Regions from separate parts of the Mus musculus genome. Here region 2 is linked to region 1. A link is a loop called in an ENCODE intact Hi-C map of the cell type or tissue named here. Cell type or tissue: heart. All regions are shown on one strand.

The links. Hi-C counts contacts between places; a loop is a spot of excess contacts. Peaks named below come from ENCODE experiments on the same cell type or tissue, not always from the same donor. Only the 100,000 strongest peaks of a DNase experiment are listed, where the experiment ranks them.
Region 2: a loop joins it to region 1, with 2.3 times the contacts of the local background. A loop is called at or near these places in 3 of 42 quality-filtered maps.

Annotation. Positions count from the first base shown.
Region 1 is chr4:120,400,352-120,408,351 of GRCm38, reverse strand. Scmh1 (sex comb on midleg homolog 1) reads right to left here and starts at 3,004. Exons shown (of 18, transcript NM_001379185.1): 1 at 2,896-3,004. In heart, a CTCF peak has its summit at 3,149; a DNase peak (open chromatin) is centred at 2,791; H3K4me3 peaks cover 3,045 bases; H3K27ac peaks cover 2,840 bases.
Region 2 is chr4:120,467,971-120,475,970 of GRCm38, reverse strand. It overlaps Scmh1 (sex comb on midleg homolog 1), which reads right to left. Exons shown (of 18, transcript NM_001379185.1): 8 at 7,502-7,736. Among named protein-coding and RNA genes, the nearest start is that of Slfnl1, 60 kb to the left of the region's middle. In heart, no CTCF peak of the experiment used is centred here; no DNase peak of the experiment used is centred here.

The sequences.
Region 1 (8,000 bases):
TTACTTCCATTATTTGTCCCCTGGTCTAACTCAAAAAATTGCTAAATCTAAAAATAAGAATAAAATAAACCCATCTCCAAGTGTTTCCTGTTTCAATTAATGACACCCTCCTCCTATGGTTATCCAAGCCTAAGACCTGAATACAACATGAATTATTCCCTCATACACATAAGACCTCATAAGCTTTCTCAAACTCATTTCTTACTTTTTCATCTCTGTAACCATTTTTAATGTTACTTCAACCATGTCTACTTTTTTTTAAAGTAAGCCTTCAGTGATTAAAGAACATCCCCCACTGAATTAATTTCACAATATTTATATATACAAGGTCCACCATGACACAGTCTTTGCCTGGCTGGACCTTCATAATTTACTATATTTTATCTCTACCGTTACATTATTGGCAGTCACAAAGTGTTGTGGGTTTTGTGGGGGTCAATCCTTTTCTCTTACTTTTCCTTTATTTGTTCTATTTTCTCTAAGGCATATTCTACTCCTCTTGGCCCCCTCATCACCAGAGCCTAGGCTCATCCCTCCCCATAGCCTTCCCTCAAAGCCTGGCTAGTTCAAAAGCCCTCACTCTCCATGCAGTGCTTAACTTTTATTGAGCTAGCCTGTGTAAGCACCACATTGGTCCAGCTCCACAATGTTACAAATGTCCCACTTATCTGTGTGTCCAGTCTACACCATACATAACTCAATGCCTGACACATGGTAGTATATAAGTATAAAGGTTACAATACAGCAAGTTTAAATTTCATTGTAATGTTCATATCAGAGTTTTCCCAGTTTTGAATCCTTACCCTGGAGGGTGCAGTTCTGTACAGAATGGCACCATATAATTCTTTAACAAGTTACACAAAAGTGAAACAGTATTTGCACAAACTAACATTCCAGAAATTAAAATCTGACATGTGTGGAGCTGGTGAGATAGCTCAATGTTTAAGATCATGTATCTCTCTTCCAGAGGAACCAAGCCTAGCTCTTAGCACCCAACTGTTATCTTACAACTCTCTATAACTCCAGTTGTAGAGAAATCTTATTCCTCTAGCCTCCATGGGCGCGCGCGCACACACACACACACACAATTAAAAAGCAACACCTTTAAAATTTTGACTTATGTGCTACAAACTTAAAAACCACTAACCAATTCAAAAAACAAAGACATAAGTACAAAGATAAACACAGTTCTGACTGCTGGTATGCGCTTGCCTTAGTTACAAAAACAGTGAAACTTTGCTCAGATCTTGAATGAGGTCCCAGCCACAGATCTTAGCATTTTATCTACAAAGCCATCACTTCCCTAATGGGCTTAAGAAATTACTTGTTTGCAGGGATGCTTAGGCAAAGGTCTAAAAAACTAATAAAAGATCCGTTTTAAGTACTTTAACCCTACGTACCACCAAGGCTAAGAATTAAACTTTAAAAAAAAAAAAAGGAAAAAAAAGGAATGCTTTTTTAATGAGCAACAGAAAGTGTTTTTTTCACAGCAAGTTGAGGCCTTCTGCTGGCAGGGAAAAAAAGCAGAGTTCATTGTCATAAGGCAGTTCTCTCTCCAAGCAAATATTAAATTGCAGTTTGGCACCAATCTAGGTCTCAGTCCTTTTTAGAGCAAAAATAATAAGCTCTTTTATCTGCATGATATATTACACTGTACAATCTTTTGATATACATTAGCTCACTTGATGAAGTGTTCAATTTTTCAAAGGAAGAGAAACCACAAAACAGGATGATCTCTTTTAGCTTGGGGGAACACATGCTACTACTATACAGCTTTTCCCTCTCCCCTCCCTACCCCCACCCGCTAAGTTCAACGCAGTACGAAAATGAGGAAGGGAGAGTACTTTTTATTTAAGGTCAGTCCTTTAGGGTCAAAGCTCTTCCCTTAGAAATGATTGAGCTTGGTCTCTCTGCTCACAAGAAGCTCTTCTGTGGGGGCAATATGGGCAAACCAGTGCTCATCAAAGGAGCGGATCAAAGACCAGAGTAAAGAAAAAGACTAAAGGAATTGGGAGTTAGCCAAAATAAGACTCAGGGGACACGATTACTATCTTCACTCTTAACAGCTGCCCAAGAGGAAACGAAGCAGAAAGACGAGAGACAGCCGTTCCTTTCTACCTATAACCAAATCCATCCAGGACCAGACTGGACGGCCTTACTTTAGAAAGGTTATTAGGACTAGGACGGAGAGCCGTCCTAAAAGGTTCGCCAAATTATTAGGGTATTATTTGGAATTTTTAAAGATAACTTCCTTCCCGAATAGGATAAGAGTAGGGGGAGCCTGGATGACTCTCAGATCTCTTCGCTTTGGGGTATGTTTTGGGGTTCACCTATCTACTAGGGAACTCCTTCCCCTGCTGTGCTCTAAGGTTGTCCGCCGTTCCCTGTCTCAGGTTCGAAACCTTCTGTAGCCGCCGGGTGTTTGCCCGGCTCCAGGCAGGTGACACAAGTGAGTCTCCCCCACCCCGCCCCCAGCCCCGGGACCCCTGAAGAAAGCTCCAAGCCCACTGTGTTCACGACCCCCGGTGCTCCGCTGCTGGGACCCAGGCGAATCTCTCTGGCGACGCGTCCCAGCAGCCCGAAAGAGCCCCCGCACTGGGCCCGAGCCAGGCTTCCCGGTTCCGCCCCAAGCCCTGCTCCCCGCTCGGAAGGGGCCCTGTGCGGGGACTCGCGCGCCGCGCCCCCGACCGACCCCGACGCGTCAGGCCGCCGCCGGACACTGGGCCCGAGCAGATGCGGCGCAGGCCGCCGGGGTTCTGGCCGGGTTGACACGGCCGCCGGAGGGCCGCGGACACAGACACCAGGGTCACCGGGCGGGGACTCGCTCCAGCCCGTGGCCGTAAGGCGGGCCTTGAGGGGCCCGGACCGGGCCGGGGGTGGCAGTGAGGCGCTTACCTGAGGGCGACAGCGGCGCGGGGCGCGGGCGGCTCACTCCCATCCAGCCGCCATGTTTCCGCTGCGCAGGGAGCGAGCGAGGACGCCGGCAGGGGCGGGCGACGGCTCTGGAGAGCGGCTCGGCTGAGGCGGCGGCGGGAGGCGGGGGGCTCCACCGAGGCGGCGGCGGCGGCGGCGGCGGCGGCCGAGGGGCGGGGGGCGGGGGCGAGAGCTGCCCAGCCCCGCCCGCCAGAGACTCCTGCCGCGAGGTGGCGCGCGCCGCGGCCGTTGGGTTCTCTCGCGCGCGCGCGCGGGGCGGCGGGAAGGGGCGACCCCTCGCGCCTTCCCCCCGCCTCGCGACCGCCAGCCCTAAAAAAAAAAAAAAAAAAAAAAAAAAAAAAAAAAAAGCCGCGACCCACTGGATTGCTCGCGTCTCCCAGACAAGTGAATGACGTCCTCTGAGGTCCCAGGTTCGAATCCCGTCGGCCCTCAGCCCCCACCCAGCTGGTGGCCGGCTGTGGAGTAATCTTAAAAGAGTTCCTTCGCACCTTTAGTCTTTCCAATGCGCAGGCGGGAGGAAAACTACTATGAGGAGAAAACCAGTGCGCCCCAAAAGGTGCAACAAGACTAACAAAAGCAGGCCTTCACTTTTGCCCCGTAGTAGGCTTTGAATGTTAGCGTGCTAGGTACTACAGTGGCTAGGGTCCTTCCAATGATGCTACCCCACCCCACACACAATTGTGTCTCAAGAACGTTATGTTTTAGCCCGCGGAAACTGAAGTTCATGGGGGTGGGGGGGAGAGCTACGTCTCCAAGATCACACAATTTTACTGGCTGTGCTCTTGCCTGGAGGTCAGGTGTTAAGGGAAATGCTGGTTGATTTTTATCAGCCTGAAACAAATCTACTCTTATCTCAGAAGGTGGAATCTCAGTTGCATAACAGTCTCCATCAGAATGGCCTATAGGCAAAGTCTGGGTGGGCATTTTCTTGTCTAATGATTGATGTGGGAGGTGCTACCCCTGGGCAGAGGTGGTCCTAGGTGGTATAAAGAGAGGCCAATAAAGGATGTTGCTCCATAGCCTAGCTTCATTTCCTGTCTCCCTGTTGCTGTTCTCACCTCCCTCAGAGATGAACAATGTTGTGGAAGTGTAAGCCAAATAAACCATTTCCTCTCCCAGGTTGCTTTTGGTAGGGGTCTTTATCACAGCTATGGAACTCACACCAGAACCAGAGAGTTCCGGGAAAGCAGCCCTTACTTAGCCCGAAGCTCATTCAATCTGGTTCCTAGAGGAAGCTGCAAAGAAAGGCTTCTCAGGATGAGGAGAGACTGAGAGCAAAGGTGTGGCAGGGATGGCTATCAAGAGTCTGAGAGGCTCTGGGAATCTGGTGGTGATGCTGTTAATGTTAGAGAATGAAGGGAAGCCAAAGCACGGCAGATCCTTGCACATCTACACTAGAACTTCAATTTTTTTTCCTCTCTCTCTTCTATTGGATATTTTCCTTATTACATTTCAAACGTTATCCCCTTTCCAGGTCTCCCCTCCAAAAACCCCCTATCCTATCCCTGCTCCCCCAGCCTCTATGAGGGTGCTCCCCCACCCACCCACACACTCAATGCCTTCCCTCCTTGACATTCCACGACACTGAGGGATCAAACCCCTAAGGCCCAAGGGCCGCTCCTCCCACTGATGTCCAACGAGGCTATCCTCTGCCACATATATGGCCGGAGCCATGGGTCCCTCCCTGTATACTCTTTGGTTGGTGATCCAGTCCCCGGGAGCTGGGGGGGGAGGGGTCTGGCCAGTTGACACTGTTGCTCCCCCCATAGGGCTACAAACCCCCTCAGTTCCTTCAGTCCCTTCTCCAATTCCTTCATTGGGGACCCCATGCTCAGTCCAATAGTTGGCTGCAAGCATCTGCCTCTGTATCTGTCAGGCTTTGGCAGAGCGTCTCAGGAGACAGCCATATCAGGCTCCAGTCAGCAAGCACTTTCTAGCATCTGCAATAGCGTCTGGGTTTGGCAACTGTATACGGGATAGATTCCCAAGTGGGGCAGTCTCTGGATGGACCTTCCTTCTCCCTGTACAAAGTTCAAGTCCAAGTGGATCAAGGACCTCTACAGAAAACCAGATACCCTGGATCTAATAGAAGAGAAAGTGGGGAAGAACCTCGAACACATGGGCACAGGGGAAACATTCCTGAACACCAATATTTATGCTCTAAGATCAAGAATTGAAAATGGGACCTCATAAGATTGCAAGGCTTGCCAGGCGATGGTGGCATGCCTTAAACTCAGCACTTGGGAAGCAGAGGCAGGTAGATCTCTGTGTTCGAGGCCAGCCTGGTCTACAGAGTGAGTTCCAGGACAGCCAGGGCTACACAGAGAAACCCTGTCTCAAAAAACAAAAAAACAAAACAAAACAAAAAACAAACAAACAAAAAGAAGATTGCAAGACTTCTGTAAGGCAAACCACAATAGGTCAAAACAGCAACCAATAGGTTGGGAAAAGATCTTTACCAATCCTACATAGAGGGCTAATATCCAATATATACAAGGAACTCAAGAAGTTAGACTCCAGAGAACCAAAGAACCCTATTTAAAAATGGGGAACAGGGCTAAACAGAATTCTCAACTGAGGAAAATCGAATGGCTGAGAAGCACCTAAAGAAATGTTCAACATCCTTAGTCATCAGGAAAATGCAAATCAAAACAACTCAGATTCCATCTCACACCAGTCAGAATGGCTAAGATCAAAAACTCAGGTGACAGCAGATGCTAGCAAGGATGTGGAGAAAGAGGAACATTCCTCCATTGCTGGTGGGATTGCAAACTGGTACAACCACTCTGGAAATCAATCTGGTAATTCCTCAGAAAATTGGACATAGTACTACCTGAGGGCCCAGCTATACCATTCCTGGGCATATACCCAGAAGATGTTCCAACATGTAATAAGGACACATGCTCCACTATGTTCATAGCAGCCTTATTTATAATAGCTAGATGCTGGAAACAACCCAAATGCCCCTCAACAGAAGAATGGATATAGAAAATGTGTTACATTTACACAATGGAGCACTACTCAGCTATTAAAAACAATGACTTCATGAAATTCACAGGTAAATGGATGAAACTTGAAAATACCACCCTGAGTGAGATAACCCAATCACAAAAGAACACACATGGTATGTACTCACTGATAAGTGGATATTAGCCCAAAAGTTCAGTATACCCAAGATATGATTCACAGACCATATGAAGCTCAAGAAGAAGGAAGATCAAAGTGTGGATGCTTCAGTGCTTCTTAGAAGGGGGAACAAAATTTCACAGGAGGAAATATGGAGACAAAGTGTGACACAGAAACTGAAGGAAAGGCCATCCAAATTGGTTTTTTTTTTTTTTTTGAGTCCATGGTAATATGCACTTTGAGCCTCAGGGTGCCCCTAAGGTCCTTTCAGGGGTCAGTGAACTGAGGTGTCCTTTTCTTAATAATGCTTTGTTGGAAAAAAGAATAATAATGCCTTGTTGGGAGCACAGCGTGAAGATTCCTGTGCCCACAGCTCTTCAGGAAAATGAGAACTGTTAAGCCAGTAAGCAGCATCTCTCTATGGCCTCTGCACTGGCTCTTGCCTCCTGGTCCCTTGCTTGCTTGAGTTCCTGCCCTGACTCCCCTCAATAATGGGCTGTTTCTCCCCAAGTTGCTGTGACCATGGTGCATATACCATCACAGGACAAGTAATCCACATTTACCAGGAACCCACTGAGTAGCCTGCGATGAAAAGTCTGAGGGACTATGTGTTGGGGTGCTGAGAAGGCTCCCATGGTGTGGTGGAGCAGAGCAGTTGGTTACAAAGTATGAGGCTGACCTCGCCAGACCCGCCTTCTGTTTCCTTCACTTTCAAGTGTGTTGGCACTCCCAACACTTGAGAGCTTGAGACAGAAAATCCCCAGCTCAAGTCCAGCCTGGGCTACATAGTGAGACCCTGCTTCAAACACAAAACAATAATACAAAGAGTAGAAAGCTCCTCCCTTGGGGAATATCAAATGCCTGTCTCAAGTTGTTGAAAGGTTTACCGCAGAGCATTTGGCTTCTATCACCAGCCCTTCGCTCAGACTTGCTCATTTTCAGCTCCATTCCTGCTCAACAGTTCCGAATGGAGCCCATCAGCTTCACAGGTTAAGGAGTAAAGTAAACGTTCTCGGTCTTAGTCCAGCACTTCAGCCAATGGCACTGCTAAACTGACAGCCATCTAGGGCTAAAACTATGGTTAGTCTCCTTTCTGCCACAGTGACAGCGTGCCTGAGAGAAATCAAAGGCGTGTTTGGCCAATTCAGAGGTTTCCATGCGTTGTTCCTTCACTTGGCTAACCGTGTGTTCCATGCATGTATGTGTTCACATGTATGTGTATGTGCCTGTGAGTACCCGTAGAGGCCAGAGGTTGACATCCAATGTCTTTTTCTATTGCTTTTTATCGTATTCATTGAGCCTAGACATCACTAGTTAGCTGGCTAGTCTGTGATACCCGGGGATCTGACTGTCCTTACTCCCCCAGCCCCGTGTTGGGATTACAGATGTAGATCAGCAACTGTACCAAGGTTTCACGTGAGTGCTTCATGATTTTGCAGCCAGCACTTTACCCACTGGCCATCTTGCTAGTCTCTACCCATTCACTTTTATATGTGTGGTAAGGAAGCAATAAGAGACTCATTTTTATAGCAAAGGCCTTCTTCCCAGACCCATTAAGTTATGAATCTGTCTATTGATTTATCCACTCATGAGGTTAGATCCTTCATAATCCAATCACCTCCCAAAATGTCCCACCTCTGAACACTATACTGAGGACCAAGCCTTCAACACATTAACTTTTAGGAGACATTTAAGATGCAAACCATAGTAGTGGTTTTGAAATGACTTCCTTTACTTAGCCAAGTCCAATAAAGTAGCTATAGGGGTTGTAACCTAAATCCAGATTGTGTTCTCTCCAACTTGCCGCCCACAGCTGCCAGATCCTGGCAGTGTGTCTCCTAGTTCATAAAACTTAATAAGACCTCATTAGCAACGGGCCACAATCCAAACTTCTCAGCCTGGCATTCAAGGCTCTCCATGGTATAACCACAGTCTTCCTT
Region 2 (8,000 bases), 68 kb before region 1:
ATTTAAGGCACTATGATAAAAACCTCTTCTCTCTAATATTTTGATTGTTTTTCTTCAATAAAAATTTACAAATTTCTATAAAGTTCAATAAACAATCGAAACAATCGATGTATCCTTGGAAAAAAATCTCTCCACTGATCCTGAAAGCTATATAGCAAAGAAAATGATTGAACAACAATATAGACCACACACAGAGTTCCTTTCACATTGCATAGCACATACCTATCAGATGGTAGCCAACGTTGCTGAGAAAGCAGTTTATTCTATCCTGTTTAGTTCTGCTTAGAGCAGAACTAAATTTGGACAGTGGAACCTTCAGGGGTGATTTACAGGCTCTGTCTGTTTTACTACCCAAATTCTGACTTTACCAATCTAAAACCTAGATAAAGAAATTACTTAAAGCTCCCTAGTGATTTTAGCAGATATCCAAGTTTTAGACCGACTGCTCCAGAAGCACTGTTTAAACACAATATTGAGAAGAATGGGTCAATAATAGTAGTTCTGAGGGAAGGTTGCCATCTTTGAGCCATGTAGTCTATGAAGAAAGGATACAAAAAAATGTGATTCATTTACACAATGGAATACTACTCAGCTATTAAAACGAGATCATGAAGTTTGCAGGCAAATGGATGGACATCAGTATGTATGTACTCACTGATAAGTGGGTATTAGCCAAAAAGTACAGAATACCTAGGATTCAACCTACAGACCATAAGAAGTGTAACAAGCAGAAATGCCAAGTGAGGAGGCTTCAATCCCACTTAGAAAGGGGAAGGAGGGCTGGTGAGATGGCTCAGTGGGTTAGAGCACCCGGCTGCTCTTCCGAAGGTCCAGAGTTCAAATCCCAGCAACCACATGGTGGCTCACAACCATCCGTAATGAGATCTGACTCCCTCTTCTGGAGTGTCTGAAGACAGCTACAATGTACTTACATATAATAAATAAATAAATCTTTAAAAAAAAAAAAAGAATCTCTTAAAAAAAAAAAGGGGGGGAAGGAAATAATCATGGGAGGTGGAGGGAGGGAGGGACCTGAATGGGAGAGGAAAGGGGAAGGGGAAAAGGGGGGACAGGAGAGAAGCCCAGAGGGTCAAGAGAAGGAATGGAAACAAGCAGCCTTGGGGAATGGGAGGCAGGGGGACCCTTTAGAAAGTACCAGAGACCCAGGAGGTGAGACACTCTCAGGACTCATTAGGAGTGACCTTAACCAAAATGTCTAGCATTGGGGAGAGGGAACTCAAAGAGTCTACCTCCAGTAGATAGACAGGACCTCAAGTGTAGGGCCAGGGTTAACTATAAGACACAGTCAAAATTTCTGACTCAGAATTGTTCCTGTCTAAAAGAACTGCAGGGACAAAAATGGAGAAGAGACTGAAGGAAAGACAGTCCAACTTAGTATCCATCTCATGGGGGGGGACAACAAGGCCTGACACTACTATGCTATGATGTGCTTATAGACAGGAACCATGAGAGAGACCTACTAGCAGCTGACTATGACAGAAGCATTGGACTCAAGGCAGAGACCCCTATGATTGAATTGGGGGAAGGATTGAAGAAGTTGAAAAGGAGAGTGACCCCATAGAAGACCAGCAGTCTCAACTTACCCAGAACCCAGGGACTGAGCCACCAACCAGGCAGCATACATGGGCTGGTCTGAGGCCCCTGGCACAAATAATAGCAGAGGTTTCCCTGATCTGTCTCCTACAGAGGACTTAGAGAAAGGACTAAAGGAGCTGAAGGGGTTTCCAACCCCATAAGAACAACAACAATATCAACCAACCAGAGCCCCTCCCCCCCCCCAGCTCCCTGGGATGAACAACATCCAAGGAGTACTCATAGAAGGACCCATGGCTCCAGCTGCATATGTACCAGAGGATGACCTTGTCGGCCATCAATGGGAGGAGAGGCTCTTGGTCCTGTGAAGGCTCGATGCCCCAGTGTAGGGGAATGCGAGGGCAGGGAGGCAAGAGTGGGTGGGTGGGTTGGGGAACATCCTCATAGAAGCAGGGGGATGGAATAGAGGGTTTAGGGAACAGAAACTGGGAAAAGGGTTAACATTTGAAATGTAAATAAAGAAAATATCCAATTAAAGAAAAGACTTGGTCTTTTCTCCTCCTCCTCCTCTTCCTTTTCTTCTTCCTTTCTCTTCCTCCTTCATATTTAGTAGTTTTTGCTAGAATAATGTTTCAGAGTTGACCAATCTGAAGTACACTTCCCAGAAAGTGAAAAATAGCCCCTTGGGCTGGAGAGATGGCTCAGCAGCTAAGAGCACTGACTGCTCTTCCGGAGGTCCAGAGTTCAAATCCTAGCAACCACATGGTGGCTCACAACCATCCGTAATGAGATCTGACACCCTTTTCTGGTGTGTCTGAAGACAGCTACAGTGTACTTACATATAATAAATAAATAAATCATTAAAAAAAGAAAGAAAAATAGCCCCCTTAAACATAGATTTAGGTCTCTTTTTTTCTTTAAATTTATTTTAAACCTTTATTTTGTTCTGCTTTGTCTGTCAAACAAACCCCCCCATACAGATGCACAGGGTGGATCTTTGTGGGCCATGTTCTAGGTTTCATATGTCCTTCCATGAGATTTTACCTTTCCAGTCCATCTTACTCTCTTGGATGTTTTTCCTTCTCTCCTCAACATTCCTTTAGTGTTTTCATTTGGATCTGTTGTCTCATTGGCCATCTTGGAACTGAAGTTTTAATTGAGGTGATTTTGATTCATCAATGTTTTCCAAGTTTGGACAATCCTGTTTCACATTTTCTAGCACACATTTCTAGCGTGATTTTCACTGTGCGTCAAGGTATTTTTCTCCACCTGTCAGGACTTGTTTAACTCAAGTTAGGTTGTTGTGCAAGTTTCTTTCTGATTAGTCATTGGTTTTGGCAACAAGATTTTCAGTAACTGAAGTAGTTTCATTCTCATCTCTTTTTCTTACTTTTTATGGAGGTTGACTGATTATTTTCAAGTGTCTAGTTTTCCTAGATCAATAAAATCCAGAGGTTCTATTTTGGCAGGGAACTTAAGTTTCTGAGTTGCCATAATGAAATGTAATTTCTTTAGAAGACAGACTTCTTTGGAAAGAGATGAGGAGATTGGGATGTCTTTTGATTTTTATTCTCTTATGTTCTACATAGACTTGAATTCCACTCTATTTCCTTCTTCCCTGTTGTAACACTAAGTCTCCTTTCCCACAACAGTGTTTTTTCTCCCCAATATTGTTCTCCTTTTTCTAGTCTTTCATACTACTAGCTCAGACCCTCCTGCTTCATGATGTAGTAGCATATAACTGAGTCCACTGAGTCTCAGCTTTATTTTGAATATCTCCTGCTCTATATGGGTCTTTTTCTTTCTAGGCTATGTTAGATCTCCAGTGCTCTTCTTTTCTGCCTGAATAAGAATACCATCTGGCCTCTGATGGTATCAGAGCTTCATATTCTTATGAAAATGTAGCTTAATTTGTTGTATTTTTTTGTTATTGTTGTTGTTGTTGTTTTGAGACAGAGTTTCTTTGTGTAGCCCTGGCTGTCCTGGAACTCACTCTGTAGAGCAGGCTGGCCTCAAACTCAGAAATCTGCCTGCCTCTGCCTCCCAAGTACTGGGATTAAAGGCGTGTGCCACCATGCCCAGCAATTTGTTGTATTCTTAACTCAAAGTTATATTTAAGTATGAGTTGGCAATGGTTTGATTTGTTTTCTTTTATTTTTTAAAATTTTCTTTAGTTTATGTAGATGAGTACACTGTAGCTGTACTGACGGTTGTGAACCATCATGTGGTTGCTGAGAATTTGAATTTAGGCCCTCTGCTTGTTCTGGTCAGCCCCACTCCCTTCGGCTTAAAGATTTACTTATTATCATATCTAAGTACACTGAAACTGTCTTTAGACACACCAGAAGAGGGCGCCAGATCTCATTACAGATGGTTGAGAGCCACCATGTGGTTGCTGGGATTTGAACTCAGGACCTTCAGAAGAGCAGTCAGTGCTCTTAACCACTGAGCCATCTCTCCAGCCCTGTTTTCTTTTTTGATATATAGGTTTATAAGATTTTTTTTAAAGATTTATTTATTATTATATCTAAGTACACTGTAGTTGTCTTCAGATGCACCAGAAGAGGGCGTCAGATCTCATTACAGATGGTTGTGAGCCACCATGTAGTTGCTGGGATTTGAACTCAGGACCTTTGGAAGAGCAGTCTGTGCTCTTAACCACTGAGCCATCTCTCCAGCTCTTGTAGAGACACTGTTCCTTTTTTTTTTTTTTTTTAAAGGAAATTTAATGTTATATGTAAGTACACTGTAGCTGTCTTCAGGCACACCAGAAGAGGGTGTCAGATCTCATTACAGATGGTTGTGAGCCACCATGTGGTTGCATGGGATTTGAACTCAGGACCTCTGGAAGAGCAGTCAGTGCTCTTAACCACTGAGCCATCTCTCCAGCCCTGTTTTCTTTTTTGATATATAGGCTTATAAGAATTTTTTTATTACTTTACATATACTCATTATTATCACTGAGTATATAGTTTTAATAATCTCTGAAAATGTTTCTATTCTATTGTTTGTTTTGAGACACAGCCTCATGAATCCCAGGCTGGCCTTGAAATCATTATGCAGACAAGGGTGACCTTGAACTTCTGGTTCTTTTACCTCCATCTCCTGAGTGCTGGGATTATAAATATGAACAACCATACTCAGCTTATTCAGTGCTTGGGGTTGAACCCAAGGTTCTCAGTCTCACACATGCTAGTTAATCTCTCTATCAACTAAGCTACATTCTCTGTATTAAAGAGTTTCTTTTTTGTTGTTGTTGTTGGGTTGAGAACTGAACCCTAGAGCTTCATACCCTAGGGCAGGCAAGTGAGAAGTAAGCTACCACTGAGTTGTATTCCCAGTCCACACAATAGCTGCCTTTTGTTATTGCTGTTTTGTTGTTATTGTTTTGAAGTGCTGGAGATTCATGTATGCAAGACAAGCATTCTACCAACTATCCCCAGCAACATGCTTCTAAATTGCCATCCAAAAGTAGCACAATAAAATAGCAAATAGCACTGTGCAACTGGAAGAGGCAGTAGGAATAATTCTATTTCACTGTAAAGTTATCTTTAGGACATCCCAGTACACAAAAAAGACAAAGCTAAGACAAGTTTGTAAAGTATGCTATCTTTTATAGGCATACATGTAATGTATATGCATCACATAATTAACAAAAAAAAAATATATATATACACACACACACACATACTCTTATTACTCTTTCTTCTGGCACAAATATATTCATTTTAATATGTAACAGTTATATATGTGTACACACACACACACACACATATACCTAAATATATTTTTTATATTTTTGTTTGCATTTATTTATTTTTAAAGATTTATTTATTTATTATATGTAAGTACACTGTAGCTATCTTCTGACACTCCAGAAGAGGGCGTCAGATATCATTACGGATGGTTGTGAGCTACCATGTGGTTGCTGGAATCTGAACTCAGGACCTCCAGAAGAGCAGTCAGTGCTTTTAACCACCGAGCCATCTCTCCAGCTCCCCACCCCCCCTTTTTAAAGATTTTTTTGGTTTGCTTTTTTTTTTTTTTTTGGTTTTTCGAGACAGGGTTTCTCTGTATAGCCCTGGCTGTCCTGGAGCTCACTTTGTAGACCAGGCTGGCCTCGAACTCAGAAATCTGCCTGCCTATGCCTCCCGAGTGCTGGGATTAAAGACGTGCGCCACCACACCCGGCTTTGGTTTGCTTTTATATTACTTTTTCAGTGTCAGGTACTGTATCCAGGATCTTGTGCATGCTATGCAAGTGGTCTATCTCTGAACTATATCCAAAGTCTGTGGCTATAGTTTTTGAATGAAAAATAAACAATAAAGTTAAAGAAAGTGGTAGCCTATTCAAAAAGGAAAAACAACACTGAGAGGAATTTTTGATACTTTGTTTCATAAACTTTACTTTAAAATGAACATACTTATATATTTGCAAACCCAGTTAATTAAAAAGTAAGTTCACGCCTACACTTAAATGAAATTCTTAAGTTAGTGACAGAGCCACCCAAAAAGAAATTAATCCAAATAACTATATTGTCTTTATACCAACCAACCTTATTCAAAGAAAATCAAGATGAGAAAGGACAGAGGAAAAGAGGGAGAGAAGAAGAGGAAGAAATATAGAAGAGGATGTGAAGAGAGGAAAGGATATGAGAGAGATGGAGGAAGAGGAGGAGGATGGAAAGAAAGGAGGTAAGAGAGGGAGGAAAAGATAAACAGAAGTAGTGAGGAGCTCAAAGGAGTATGAAAGGAGACAGACCAGGGAAGATACAGAAAGTAAAGGTGGTGTGACAAGAGCAAATTCTAAATAACAAATAGTTAATAGTATTAACAAATAACCCTGGCTTATTTCACACCTTTAATTTCAGCACTCAGTAGGCAGAGGCAGGTAGGTCTCTGAATCTGAGGCCAGGCTGGTCTACAGATCATGTTCCAGGGCTACACAGAGAAAACTGTTTCAAAATAAAAAAAAATGAATTTATTTATTAAATGTGATAATGTGACATAGCTATGTTTTAAAAATATTCTTGCCTATAAGAGAGACATGCTGTTTCATGATAAGGTGACACTATATTGTACTTAGGACAGAAACAACCAAGTACAGGTAAAATAGAGTACACAATGATAATTGTAACAACAGAAGACAGACTGACATAATTGTGTTGTTTTCTTTACTTCTGTACATACTTGAAAGTTTCTCACATAATTTTTTTACATGGAAGAAAATGTTAAAACTCTTTCAAATGATACATAATCCCTGAGCACAGTTAATATATAGCTCAGCATCCTGAAAGGAACATGTCCCAGAGCCCATAACTTATCACTCCATCTTATGAAGACTCACCACAATTAATAGTTAACTGTCAGTAACTGATGAGGTGGCTTGATTTTCTCAGGTACCAAGAAAACAAAAAGAATGACTATGATCTAAAGGAGAAGTGTAACTATTAGTTTAACTAAAAGAATAGATGAATCCTTAATGAGAAAATTCCAATGGCCAAGTAAGAACTGGGAGAGAAGAACTGGGGGAGAGGACCAGGTATCCTTTCTTCCAGGTGAATTTTCTCTCTCATCTTTTTTTGGATTTGATAAGAGCTTTATGCTCCCTCTGTCTGTCTGTCTATCTGTCTGTCTCTCACCTCTATGTTTTTGAGGTAGGTTAGATGGAGCAATCCCCTTCTGTTCTCTCAGGACCCATGAGCACTGGCACAAATGGGAAGAGCATGGTCTCTTGTTAAGTTAACCAGGGTGTGTGAGGACTATAACCCTGCACTAAGGTAAAGATAAGTCACTTTATTTTAGGTGGCCTTTCAGGGGAACTACTCTATGAAAAAAAAAAAAAAAAAGAAAAGAGTAGGGATGTGTTCCAGACTTTTCCATAATACGATGTATACTTTTTGGAAGCTAGCCAATTGGCCAGGGAGAGCAGGGCTCTAGATACTCACCTAGAGGGGGCTGCAGCATCCCGCCATTCTTCTCACAGTTTCCAATTGGCTGGATTTCAGAGGAGTCAACCAGTCTCCAGAAGTCATTCTTGTTGTCACTGCCATCAAGGCGCAGACGAAGTCGGGCACCTGTCAATCCAACGACCGTGGCAATACAGGTGGATGTGGTGTTCCTGGGATCCTGTGCTTCCAATTTCATGCTGATCTTGAACTCATTACTTGGAGGTGTGTAGGACTGAGGAGAACAAGGCAAGGGAATTAGGCAGACTACGGATAAACTGCATGTCAATAGGAATGCTAGGGAGGTAGAACTTGAAAAAAACAAGCATTTGGATTCAAACTGGCTATACACTTGGGGCAGGGACAACCAGCCTTGCTTATTCCCTAACATTTAAGAAAGGTTTTACACAAATGAAGCATGAGAAAATACAATGAAGGAAAAAAGTTACTTTCCTGTGACGTATCAAGTATCTACTCATTACCAGTATAAGAAATGGTA